Linked DNA regions of Homo sapiens: region 1 is linked to region 2. A link is a contact called in ENCODE Hi-C or POLR2A ChIA-PET data. All regions are on one chromosome and are shown on one strand. Each heading gives the region's core, a stretch centred on a gene start or an enhancer-like site at or near the end of the contact. The rest is flanking DNA. Distances are from core to core; before and after follow the strand shown. Region 1 holds the start of MYL4 (myosin light chain 4). Region 2 overlaps LOC101927060 (a long non-coding RNA gene).

Region 1 (5,860 bases), core at 2,449-4,948, 140 kb before region 2:
TCGGACTGCTCTTTCTATTTGATTCTGATTTTAAATCCACTCCCTTCAATGAAGGCTTCCCACACCGCATCCCACTCCAACCCCTCCTTCAGCACATATCCCTCGTTAAGTACAATTTATAAGAGGCCGTTGGTTTGTACTGAGCTCCTACACTAGGACCAACAGACCAAACCAAAATAGATTCACTCATGCTGAAGTTCCATGTCACCAAGCTGAAACTAAGTTGTTCATCTGATTTTCCAAGAAATCAGGAAAATAAGAGATAATAGCCAAATCCCCAAACATGACAGTTTCAGCCAGCTTGATAAGAAAGTGCCATCTGCTTTAACCTTTACAAGAAAAGTAACTTTGCAATGAACAATTTGCATTTTGCTCTCATTTCTGCTTACCTCAGCCTTTCTTTGTCTATAATACCACCTCCTCTGCTCGGCTCATTGTTGCCAGATTCTAGACTCAAACATAAAAGCCAATTCAGATCTTTAAACTAAAATGCCTTCTAATTTTGTCTTCTGACACACTCTTAGGCACTCTGGGACAGCAAGAGCAATTGGCATGGGCCCTCCACGCTTCCTAATTGTTTCCAGTCATGCCTTTACGTGCACTCTGTCTCCTTGAAGCCACTGCTCCCTCAGGCAAGGATTCTTGTTATTGTTCACTGAAATGCTCAGTACATAGTAGGCACTGAAAAACATTTGTTGAATGAAGTAATACATTTTAGATTTCCCCCATATAATGCATAGTAATTTAATGCTGAGTACAGAAGAGGAGAGTGAATGACAATGGCCAAGCATAAGTCATCATTTTATTTTATTTTTTATTCTTATTTTTTGAGATGGAGTTTCGCACTTGTCACCCAGGCTGGAGTGCAATGGTGTGATCTTGGCTCACTGCGACCTTCGCCTCCCAAGTTCAAGCGATTCTTCTGCCTCAGTAGCTGAGATTACAGGCACCCGCCATAACGCCCAGCTAATTTTTGTATTTTTAGTAGAGACAGGGTTTCACCATGTTGGCTAGGCTGGCCTCGAACTCCTGACCTCAGGTGATCCACCTGCCTCGACCTCCCAAAGTGCTGAGATTACAGGCGTGAGCCACCACACCCAGCCCAAGTCATCATTTTGATTTAAGATCTTGTATGTTACCTCGTGGTCCTTATGCACCCCACCCCACCCCATCCCATCCCATCCCCTCTCCACTGGTGGTGGTTCCAATCCTGGAGCCTCTTCTTCAAGTGCCGTCATTCCTAGTCCTAATTCTGCTGCTGCTTGTGCTGTGCCCATCCTGTCTCATCTCCGAGAACTGACCTCCATTCATGAGGACCCAGATATGGCAGCCATGAGCTGGGGATAGGTTGGGGCAGTGGGGAGTTAACTGGGTTGGAAAGAAAACTAGTTGTGGCTAGGAATAGACTGCCAAAAGTAGGGGGTGGTCAGAAAGTTAAAGGAACCCCCTAGATGGGGTGAAGGATGCTCTGCATTCACTCTCTGAGGAAAAGGCACAGTTTGCCTTACTTTACAATGCTTTAAGAACCAGGAATAAACATGTAAGAGCAATTAATGTAAAAACTTAAAATCTCAATAGACGTGGTCCTAACTACACACACTGGGCTTAAGTTTGCTTCTGTTCTATCTTCGAATCTTTTTTATAATTTATTTATTTATTTGTAGAGACAAGGATCTTGCCATGTTGCCCAGGCTGGACTCAAATGCCTGGCCTCAAATTACCCTCCCGCCTCAGCCTCCCAAAGGGCTGGGATTATAAACATGAATCACCTCATCTGGCTTCTCTTCTGTCTTGGAGTAAAGAACCTTCTAATCAAAGGAACTGGGTAAGTATAACACAATAATAGGGAAAATGTCTCTCATAAAAGATACCTATTTTTTTTCTACTTCAAAGCAACTTCAACAACCCCCATGAAGATGCAGATATGGAAAAGAGGATTGCAACCAGGGGTGCAATTTCTCACGGGTGAGAAATTGAGAGAGGAGAGTGAATGAAAGAAGTGACAGGCCAAGGGAAGGACACCAGTTTGATGCCACTAGGCAGCTGTTGCCCAGACACCAGGGACAAGGCCTGGCAACCCACCCAAAGGCACAGTGCTTTATGGGAACAAATCAGAAATAAAGGCGAGGAGGGATCCTGAAGGGTGAAATAGTCAGCTTTTCCTGCCAGGCTCAGCTTGTAAATGGAGTGATGTATGACCTAGAAAACCTGCAGGTGTTTTCAGGGTCCTACAGTAGCCTCAGTTTCCCCAGAGTGAGCCATAACCAAGCTCAGAAAAGGGACAATTGCCTCCATCTCTTGGCTAAGCAGTTCCTGTCCCTTGCGGGGACTGGGTCTTTGGCATAATACTTGTAGGGTTATCCCGGCTGTGGGTATGAGAGGAATTCTCAGAGGGCAGGGAGGTCATACAATTAGAGCTCTGGGTTTTAATTTCCCTGCCTGCTTGTCACAGAACCTTGTCCTGTGCTCTTATTTTGACCTGATCCCTCACCACCCCCAGCCCTGTCCTAAGGCTGAGATCCCTGGGGGCTCAGCACTCCCAACCTGTTATTAATAGCTCTTCATACCAGTAGCCACTTGACCTTTTCCACTCTGGTGCCAAGGCTTAAAACTGCTCCTCTTCAGAGGTCTCTGGCCCCCTCCCTCTTCAGCCCACCCCTCTCCCACCAGTTCCATTCCTTCAGCAGCTGGGCCAGAGAGCTGGGAGGTCTAAAATGACTGAGTCAGCATGCAGGGCCCACACCAGCTCCAGGGAGAGGAATGTTTTGTGTGAGGAGAGCAGGGTGGGGCAAAGGAACCAGGCCCAGCTTCCTGACCCGGTTGGAGAGAGGGTCTCAGCCCAGGGTGGGCCAGTCCTCTGCATGCTACAGATAGGAACCCAGGCTAAGGCCACAGAAGGAAAGGCCCGTCTGGGTAAGGAAAGAGAGAGAGGAATCCGGGCTCCTCTTACCTTAACCACAACCTCCTTCCCACCCTGCCCTCACCTGCCGTAAGAGTGTTTGTGAGTGAAGCCTTTCCCAAACTGCCATGCACAGGGAGGATATTCCCTGACTGTTTATATCACTTACTCCAAGTTACACTGGCAGCTGCCATGATCTGTCTGTTCTCCATAAAGATATCCCACTACCTCCTAGGAAAAGGCTAGTCTGTTTTACTTTGCTATGGTGGTCCTCATAATGCCTTATAAAAGGGTGGATGGATGGTTGGTTGTACCTCCCCCCATTCCCAACTTAGCTGCACAAATCTAGGGTAGCAGGACAGGGCTCCCTCAAAGCAGCACCTCATTCTTGACGGAAAAGGTTTATGACTCAATCTCCCCCTCATCAGCCCCAACACCCACTCCACTGCCCCATGGGACTGCGATCTGGGGCATGGACACCCTAGTCCTCATCCCAGTCCAGCCCACATAAAGTAGATCGCTAAGCTCCAGAGCAAAAGGACTCTCAATGTCATCCCCACCTCTATCCCAATGGCTGAGCCTCACTTACCTTTACACTCTTGGGGTCAAAGGCAGGTTCCTTGGGAGCCTCAGGAGCTGGGGCAGGGGCTGGTGCAGGGGCTGGAGCTGGAGCTGGAGCTGGCTTGGCTGCCTCCTTCTTAGGCTCAGGCTTCTTGGGAGCCATGTTGTCTTGTTGGGATCTTTGGCAGAGGAGTGATCTAAGAAGAAACCGAGAGACGTGGCGTCTGGGAGATGAGATAGGAGCCTGGGCTGCCTCCCTTCCCTTTTATCCTGGGCAGGAGCCCCCACAGAGGGGCTGGGTGAAAGCAAGAGCAACTGCTGCTGACTATAAAAGGAAGAAACGCCAGCAGGGTACAGCTGACAACTGTGTATTGTCACCAGGTTTGGGGCCACCAGCCCCCTCCCCTTCATGCCACAGCTCTCTCTTCACCTCTAGGACAGGCTGATCCCTTCTTGCCAATTGGTGGAAACCCAGAAGGACCAGGGAAACAGACCTTCTCAAATATGCCGGAGCAGCCAGAGAGATGAGCTGACTTGAGCAGTTGATAAGCCTCACACAAAGCCCAGGGGAGGGTGAGGCTTTTTTTAGCCCCTCCCGAGCAGAGGCAGCCCACTGCACATTCCTTCTAAGCCAAGATCCTTTAAGCTGAGAGCCACTCTGGGCCCTCAGCTCTGCCTAGAGGCCCAACTCTCCAGGCATGGAGCTCTGAAGCAACAGCTGGTCCAGCCAACCCACACTGCCCCACACCCTCCCAACTCACAGGATGAAAGCCTCCATTTTCCAGAGCAGGCATCCCAGGAACTCCACAGACCTCAGATCCCTAGATCTACCCCCTTACACACAACCTCAGTCATTCATTCAACAAGTAGTGAGCACTGAACCCATGCCTAGGCACCTAGGAGAGAAGCAGAGAGATGTGGTAGAAAGTCGAGGAGACTGAGGGTCAGAAAACTTGGGGTTTAGTTTTCACTTTACCTCTAACTCATTCTGTGCTCTGTGTGTGTGTGTGTGTGTGTGTGTGTGTGTGTGTGTGTAGTGCTTACTACTATCAGTACCAGGAACTGTTAAGTGCTATTCATATAAAATCTCATTAAATCTTCACCATGATCCTATAAGGTAGATACTATTTTGTTTGTTTGTTTGTTTTAACAGAAACAAGGTATCGCTCTGTTGCTCAGGTTGCAGTGCAGTGGTGCAATCACAGCTCACTGCAGCCTCGTCTTTCCTGGCTCAAGCGATTCTCCCACCTCAGCCTTCCGAGTAGCTGGGACTACAGGTGCACACCAGCACACTTGGCTAATTTTGGGGGAGTTTTTTTGTTTTTTGTTTTTCAGTAGAGATGAGGTCTTGCTAAATTGCCCAGGTTGGTCTTGAACTCCTGAGCTCAAGGGATCCACTAGCCTCGGTCTTCCAAAGGGCTGGGATTATAGGCATAAGCCGCCACGCCAGGCCAGGTAGATACTATTATTATTTTCACTTTACACATGGGGAGATTGAGACTAAAACTGGATGAACAACTTGGCCAAGGTCACTCAAATAATTAGCTATAAGCTGGGATTAGATGTAGATATGTCTGAGTCTAAAGCCTATGCTTGAATAATGTATATGATAATCCAGTTGTCGGGGAGAGACATACAAGTTTCTGCATTTATTGGAGGAGTCAGGATGGATACACGCTGAACTGTTAACAGAGACACCTCTGGGGACCTAGGGGGTAAGGGTGGGAGGATAACAGCAATTTGCAGTTTTTTACTTTTTTCACTTCCTGTATTAATGGAAATTTTTATAACGAGCATTTACTGTTTATGTAAAAAAAACTTTGAAAGTCAACAAAATAATTCAGAAAAATAACAACAAAAAAGCTTATGTATCCACTACACAAAACTGCTTTGTGCTGAATCTTTAGACTCTACAGTTCAGAGGAAAAGAGGAATAAAGCTGAGAGAGGCAAAAAAATCACTTCGCCTTTCTAGGCCCAGTTTCCTCACCTGTAAAGCAAGATTGCTAGACTACAGAATCCTGGTTGCTGTTAGCTCCTAAGCCTGCAATTCTGGGTGCCCTGGAGCCCACATCTGCCCATTTCCCAGCTCTCTAACTACAGGTTCCATGCCCCAGATCATTGCCTTCAGAGCCAGAAGGACCCTTAGAGATCATCTGGCCCCATGCTGTTTTACAGGCAAGGAATCTAAGGTCCAGGGAAACGTTGAAGTTGCCTCAAGACATTCAGCTACTTATAGGCAGAGCTGGGCCAACTAATTCTGTTTCCTGGGGTGCAGTGCTCTCTGTAGCACACTGCTCTTCACTGCTCCTCCTGTAGCCTATACACGCTCACTGGTGGTGACAGAGAAGCCCTCAAAGGAAACGGGCAGGAAAAAGGGCCAGGACTTGCTCAAGGGAAT
Region 2 (6,474 bases), core at 3,975-6,474:
AATACAGAGCTGTGGGTTCGAGGTGGAGGCTGCAGCTGAAGGTGGCAGGAACCCACTGGGACCAGGAAGCAGGGGTTCACAAGTCACATTCAGGGGCTGAGTCCTGCAGCACCCTCCCCCCACCCCTCATTCCTGTCCCAGTCCAACATCTGTCACCTCAGTAGTTAAAAAGTACGACTGGAATGACTTTGAAAGGGAAACACTTCTGCTTCTCCTTTAGGCTTCGAGGGTCTGGCTTGAGCAGCACAGACAGGGACGTGTCTAACCGGGATGACCATGAGGTCTCATCGCAGTTTGCCACTAACCAGGTAGGCATGCTCAGACCTCTCAGATGGAGAATGTGTAAAATGCCTGTCACGAGGCCTGATATGTACCTGTACCTGATATGTTGTACCTGGTATCTGTCATCCCAGTGGATGTGGCCACCTAAGTGTACAGACCAAGAATGTCATCGCCTAAATGGGTATGCAGGAAGAGTTGAAATCAGTGAGTGGTTAAATCCCTCAGGGCTGCCAGCTTCCTCCTGGGAATGGGTGGGCTGTGGTGGGGTGGGGTGGGGACTTTGGCCTGTGCCTGAGGGGACTGCTGGCTGGCTTGGCCCCACCCCAGCAACTTGGACAGACCTGGGCTAGGGAGGCACATTCACACGTAAACAAATCTGTCCCAAATGCCTGGCTGAGCATCAGGGGAACGCCGGGAAAGGTGATGGCTGTCTCTCAGCTCTCAAACAATCACCGCATAAAGAAGTTAACAAAACCGGCCGGGCGCAGTGGCTCACACCTGTGAGCACTTTGGGAGGCTGAGGTGGGCAGATCACGAGACCAGGAGTTCAAGACCAGCCTGACCAACATGGTGAAACCCCGTCTCTACTAAAAATACAAAAATTAGCCGACATGGTGGCGCACCCTGTAGTCCCAGCTACTCAGGAGGCTGAGGCAGGAGAATCGCTTGAAACTGGGAGGTGGAGGTTGCAGTGAGCCAAGATCGTGCCACTACACTCCAGCCTGGGGGACAGAGAGACTCCGTCTCAAAAAAAAAAAAAAAAAAAAAAAGAAGTTAACAAAACCAAGAAAAGTTAAATGGGCTCAGTTCTCTTTACATATATTGCCTAATTTATGTTCCTCCTAAGGACCCTAGGAGTGCTGTTTTATTGTCTCCACCTGACAGATAAGGAAATGGCAGCTGACCCAGGTCAAGGAAGTTCCTGAGGTCCCAGGGCTAATAAGTGGCCTGACTCCACCACCAGCCCCCAGGAGGAAGCCAACCCCAGCCCTAGAAAAACCCAATTCCTGAGTGAGTGCTGTAAACCAAAAATAAAATTCTAAGCTTCCCAACTGCCTGAATGAACCCCCTCTTGGCCAAAGGGATTTTGAAAAAACCTAAAAACTGAGTTCAGGCCATGACAGGAAGTGGGGCGTAGGCCATGACAGGAAGTGGGGCGTGGGCCATGCCTCATCCTAGCCTCTCCCTTTTGGAGCTTAGACACAACTGACCAGCATTAACATTAAAACAGAATCCTAAGACTGACAGAACAGACTCTCAGCAATTAAGATACCAACTCCAACCTGACTGGTCTATCATCACATGGGAGATGACAGATGGTCTCTTATCAGACCCTAAAAAGTGTCAGACTCTTAGTTAAATCTCTCCTAGATCAGGAAAAGGCCTAGAAAGGGAAGGGAGTCTGCAGGATATAAATTTCCCCCACAAGAGATGGCTTTGCAGGGCCATTCCAAAATATGTCAAAGAAACATATGGTTTCTTCATCCCAACTCCCGCATCTTCCCCTGGACCAAATGGCCTCAGGTCTTTGGCTCAAAGAATTTCAGGCAAACTATTACTTCCTCCTCAGAGGTACTCGGAAGCTCCATTTCATCACAGAAGGTCAGAAACCAACATGAAACAGTTCTGCCAATCAGATTTATAGCCCCAACCAGCTGAGACCAGGTCCTACCAATGCTCCTGAAGTCTCAGAGCTATACTTTCTTAAATGTTCCAACATAGTTAGGAAGGAACAGTTCCAGTTGGTTTCCTGCATTATACTGCCTGGCCTTCTCTATATGTCCAATTTCACTTCCTCCAGAGATCAAGGAAGCAAAAAAAGAGAGTGACTTGGATGAGACTTACGTTAAAAGAAGAAAGGGATAACCTGGTTTCACCACTCTCAAAACACTCTACCATCAGTGAACAGCAACCTCTTCTCTTGAGGGACTTCTCAGCCACTCCCTACGGCCTTCTCTCCACTGCCTGAATTGTGTACCTGGCTGTTCAGAGCCACAGCCTGGCTTTAAGCCATCCAACTGCTGTACCAATTGATGAGTCACGTTTTTTCAATTGGAAAAGAATGACAAAGTTACCCTCTGATTCAGAAAGGCAGCTGATCTTTCAGGCATGTGAGTGCTGACTGAGGAAACCGCACCTCTGTCCACCTGAGGAAAGTTGGATTTCTGTGATGGGTGGGGTGGTGGGGGTTGGAGCTTTGAAGTAATTAAATACCAGATGAAGGGTGAGAAACTTCTAGCTTGTGATTCCCAGACTCAGGGCTAGTGGATGAGGGCAGAATCTTCTCTATATTCTTGTCCCATATCCCAGAGGATTCTAACAAGGACCAAACTCTGAATGAAAACAGGACCATTGCCTGACCCATTCACCAGTGTTTGGCACACACTGGTGCTCAAAAAATAAGCTGTTGAATGAATTGATTAATAAAATAAAAATGAGGCACGGGGCAGGTATCTCCATTTCACACACTGTGGGAAGTTGGGGTATATAACTCTGAAGTGTTAAGATGACTGTGGAGCTCCTTCCATTAAGTCAAGCTGCCAATAAGGCTGAAACCAACTTAAATATACTAATGGGAGGACATTGAAGGTAAACAGCATTCATTTTTTCAACGGAATAAGACTATAAATGGCAAGCAGAGACAAGGTTCTTTGGGGCCCTTTAAAACTGTGGTCAAATGGCCCACCCATCTGATGCCAGGTCCTCAGGATTCAGAGAACATGTGTACCAAAAAGCCCCCAGGAAACTAAATGCTAGCATGGGACTTGGGTGCCTCTGGAATGTCCTTCTGCCTCAGCTACTCTGAGATAACATGGTTCCCTGTGTTCATGGAACCCAGATGGCCAAAAGTCAATGATCCAGCACTTATAAGAAAAGAAAGCCATTCAAGAGCCTCTGTACCCACCTAGGCCTCAGCCTCCCCAGGACCTACTCACCTATACTCTTCACAACAGGTAACATTGCCTCTGGCACCCATCACATCCCCTGAATTTGGCATCAGGATTGATCTGCCATCAGCTCTGGCAGGGAGAGGCCCTTACAAATGCCAGGAAAAGAAACATGAACAATATTCTGTGACCACAGCCAACACCACACAGAACTTCCCAGAGGCTCTCCAGGGCAAGAACACCAACCAGAAGGAAGGGGCAGCTTCCATCATTCTGTGCTAAGTGAGCTGAGTGAGTGGCCATCTCTCACCTTCCAGATATTTGAATGATACCTACCATTCCAGCAGCCAGCACAAGTCATTTAATATGAATGCCAGAAACACAATCCCTGAGGACAGGTGCAGGAGACCAGATGCCAGGAAAAACCCCGGCTGACCCAAGAGTTGGGGAGAGCCCACTGCTCCTCCACCCTTATTTACCACCTGAGCCCCTGCACCCACCAATCATGCTGCTCAGTCTCTAACTGTGGGTCTGAGTGAGCACCTACATTTGGCTGTTGAGGGGCAGCTGGTGGAAGGAGACTCTGCACTAAGTTCTCAGGTTGAATGGGAGTGGGGTCGAGGGAAGCAATGGACGCAGAGTTGGGGTAAAGACATGCGGTGGTGTCAGCGGGGGTGAAAGGACACGGAGATGTCATTTTTTAACAAGATTGGGTGAGGGTGGTAGGAAAGGAGGCAGTAAGAGTTCAGGACAGTTTAGCAAAGACTTAGGGATGGGGTGTCCTCAGGACGGCAGGAGACGGAAAAGAAGGTATACAGTGGCTAGGAGACTAAGGATGAGAAGACACTGTTAAGACTTGGAATAAGGCTGAGATCGGAGTTATCCAGAAGAAAGCGGTGAGCTCAACAGGGCACCAACTTCCTGGGGCTGGACTACGGCTGCGCAAATCCCACCCAGCCCAAAAAAGTAAGTGTGAGGAGAGAAGGGAAAAACTAAAAAGGAAAATCAGAAAAAAACAAAAGAGATGGACGGCAGTGCGTGCGCAGGGGCAGTACCCATGCCGTTGCCCGGCCTGCCAGCTGCAGGAGCAGGAGAACTCGGGAATGAGGAAGAAACCAGGAAATGACAGAAAGAAAAAAAAAAAAGAACGCAAATAGAGAAATGGAAAAAATAAGAAAGATTGGAAAAAACAGAAATTTTGAAAAAAGGATAATACTAAAAAAATAAATAGTATAAAAGGAAGGCAAAATGTTAAGGCATGTCAAAAATTATCTGTAAAAGTCATAAAAAATGCTATAAAAAGAATTTATGCAAAACATATTATATAATTTAAAACTAATTTGGCCTCCTAAATGTAAAACTATTAAGTTTATGTGCAAGGTGTATAAGGAAAATAAAATACACTTTTAATAAAAGGATTATAAAGAGGCATAAAAATTTGAATTCTTACCTACATTAAAAGGTCAAAAAAATTTGTTTTAAAAGTTTAAGCAAGTTTTAAAATGTTAATTATAAAAAAAATTCTGTGTATAAACATATCGGCTAAAGTTAAAGGGGTATCATCCAGTTTTTCTATGAACTGAACATAAAAATAAAAGCACAATAGGTTTTTCTTAAAGCACTAACCTGCTCTTTAACAAAAATTATAAAGGGTTAAAAAGAATCTATAAAAATCTTACCTTATAGTCAAACGTTAAAATTAAATAATATCTACAAGGTTTTATTAAAATGTAGTTTAACATTAATAGTACACTAATATAAAGGTAAAATTTAACTTATCTCTTATAAAATCATACAGGAAACATTATCAAACATAAAATGATGTTTGACTTTCTTTATTCTAAAAACTAATAAAAATAGGTGCTAAAAATTTTCCAAATGAAAATAAATATTGCTAAACCAAAGAGAAATGTTATCTAAGCCCCGTATAAAAAATAAATAAATCTTGTTCCAATTGCATCAAAAAACCCATTAAGGGCCCTCCAGCACAGGGTTAATACCAACGAGTTTCCACCTCCAGCTGCTCCTAGAGTGGCCACAGCATGAGCCATCTGGTGGGGGACCTAGCCGCCAACAGACACTTCCTGTACAGGGGAGGGGGGAGGGGGCCAGGCAGCCGTTAGACAGCACAACCGAACCCAACACCGGGGCCCAACGGCAGGGGCTTGGGCAGGAGCAAGGTCCGAGGGCTGCCAGGTAAGTCACAGGGCCACTCATCCCTAAGGCCACAACGCAAGGGAGCAATAAAGGCCACAGGGAGGCCAAGACCTTAAGGGGAGCCAGGCCGCCGCGTCCCCTAGGCAGCGCTCAGCGGGGAAGGAGTTGGAGGTGTCACTATGGGGCCTCAAGCCCCAAGATGTACAAAGTTCTAAGAAAAAACCCCAAAGTTTCCTTCAAAAGCAACATAAGAAAAAGTTAAAAAAAAAAAAACTTAAGAAGGCACTAAGGACTTATAGACCAAAAAATACCTATAGTTTGCCTTACTTACATTCTACTGCTAATGTCCCCACATTTAAAACAAAAAATCAGTTTCTCAAAAATTATATACTTATTTTCCACTTTCCCTTCCCTCAAAACTAAAAGCCTTTTAGCACAGGTACCACCCCTAACATTTCCAGTACACCAGCACCAGCTTGAAAACCACGTCCTTATCGAAAGATGTAAAAAAAAGAAAAATGCAAGCCAGCCTAGGAAGAAACCTACCTTAAGCTGCTGACCACCAAGACTGCCATTCGCACAGCAAAAAAATAAATTAACACGTCGTACCCAAGTCGAGAAAATGTCATCACCATAAAAGTCATAGGCCATTGCTCCAGGGTCAAGCCCTACCAAATTAAAACTAAAAAAACTTTATCTATCTTTTCTCTCCTTCAACTACTTCCCATCTTATTAATGTAACTAAATCTAACTCACCTCAAATTATTACTTTTAATGCCTGTTTAGTTATCACTCCTCTCTTACCAAATAACAAAACCAAAGTCTCTATAGTAAAAGTAAAAAACCTAAGGCAAACAACAAGACATCAAAATATAAATGCCTGGCTAAAATAAATGAAATATTCCGTTCACTCTTTAAACAAAAACAACTGTTACACTTGTGCGCACGGTGAACCAGAGGTCCAGGTTATCCACTTTCCACTCAAATAGTCTTCTAATCAACAAGACATAGACGACATGGTATCTCCTTTTCAAAATCCTACAGCCTAGGATAGTAAACTGTACCAAACTCTCTCTGCTATTTCCTGAAGTGCAGTAGTACCCTGCGGGTCTGCTCCCAAGAGCCATCCAGCCTCCCATCTTCCAAG

Evidence for each region. Hi-C counts contacts between places; a loop is a spot of excess contacts on that map. ChIA-PET counts read pairs that join two places held with the same protein, here RNA polymerase II (POLR2A). Pooled maps may share reads with other maps.
Region 1: a loop to region 2 is called in a map of posterior cingulate gyrus, with 2.4 times the contacts of the local background. The contact joins the promoter of MYL4 here to the enhancer-like site in region 2. A Hi-C loop is called at or near these places in 1 of 168 maps with a recorded cell type or tissue (posterior cingulate gyrus) and 6 of 50 pooled maps. POLR2A ChIA-PET finds 5 or more read pairs at or near these places in 4 of 52 experiments (K562, MCF 10A, activated CD4-positive, alpha-beta memory T cell and 1 more).

The regions. Positions count from the first base shown.
Region 1 is chr17:47,207,186-47,213,045 of GRCh38, reverse strand. MYL4 (myosin light chain 4) reads right to left here and starts at 3,698. Exons shown (of 7, transcript NM_002476.2): 1 at 3,489-3,698. The coding sequence starts at 3,623.
Region 2 is chr17:47,066,306-47,072,779 of GRCh38, reverse strand. LOC101927060 (a long non-coding RNA gene) reads left to right here. Exons shown (of 9, transcript XR_243711.6): 2 at 221-308. Among named protein-coding and RNA genes, the nearest start is that of RPRML, 90 kb to the right of the region's middle. RefSeq lists enhancers at 3,630-4,129, 4,130-4,631. Within about 2 kb of position 5,224, at least 38 of the 41 ENCODE cell types and tissues checked have a DNase peak (open chromatin) inside an H3K27ac peak, as active enhancers do.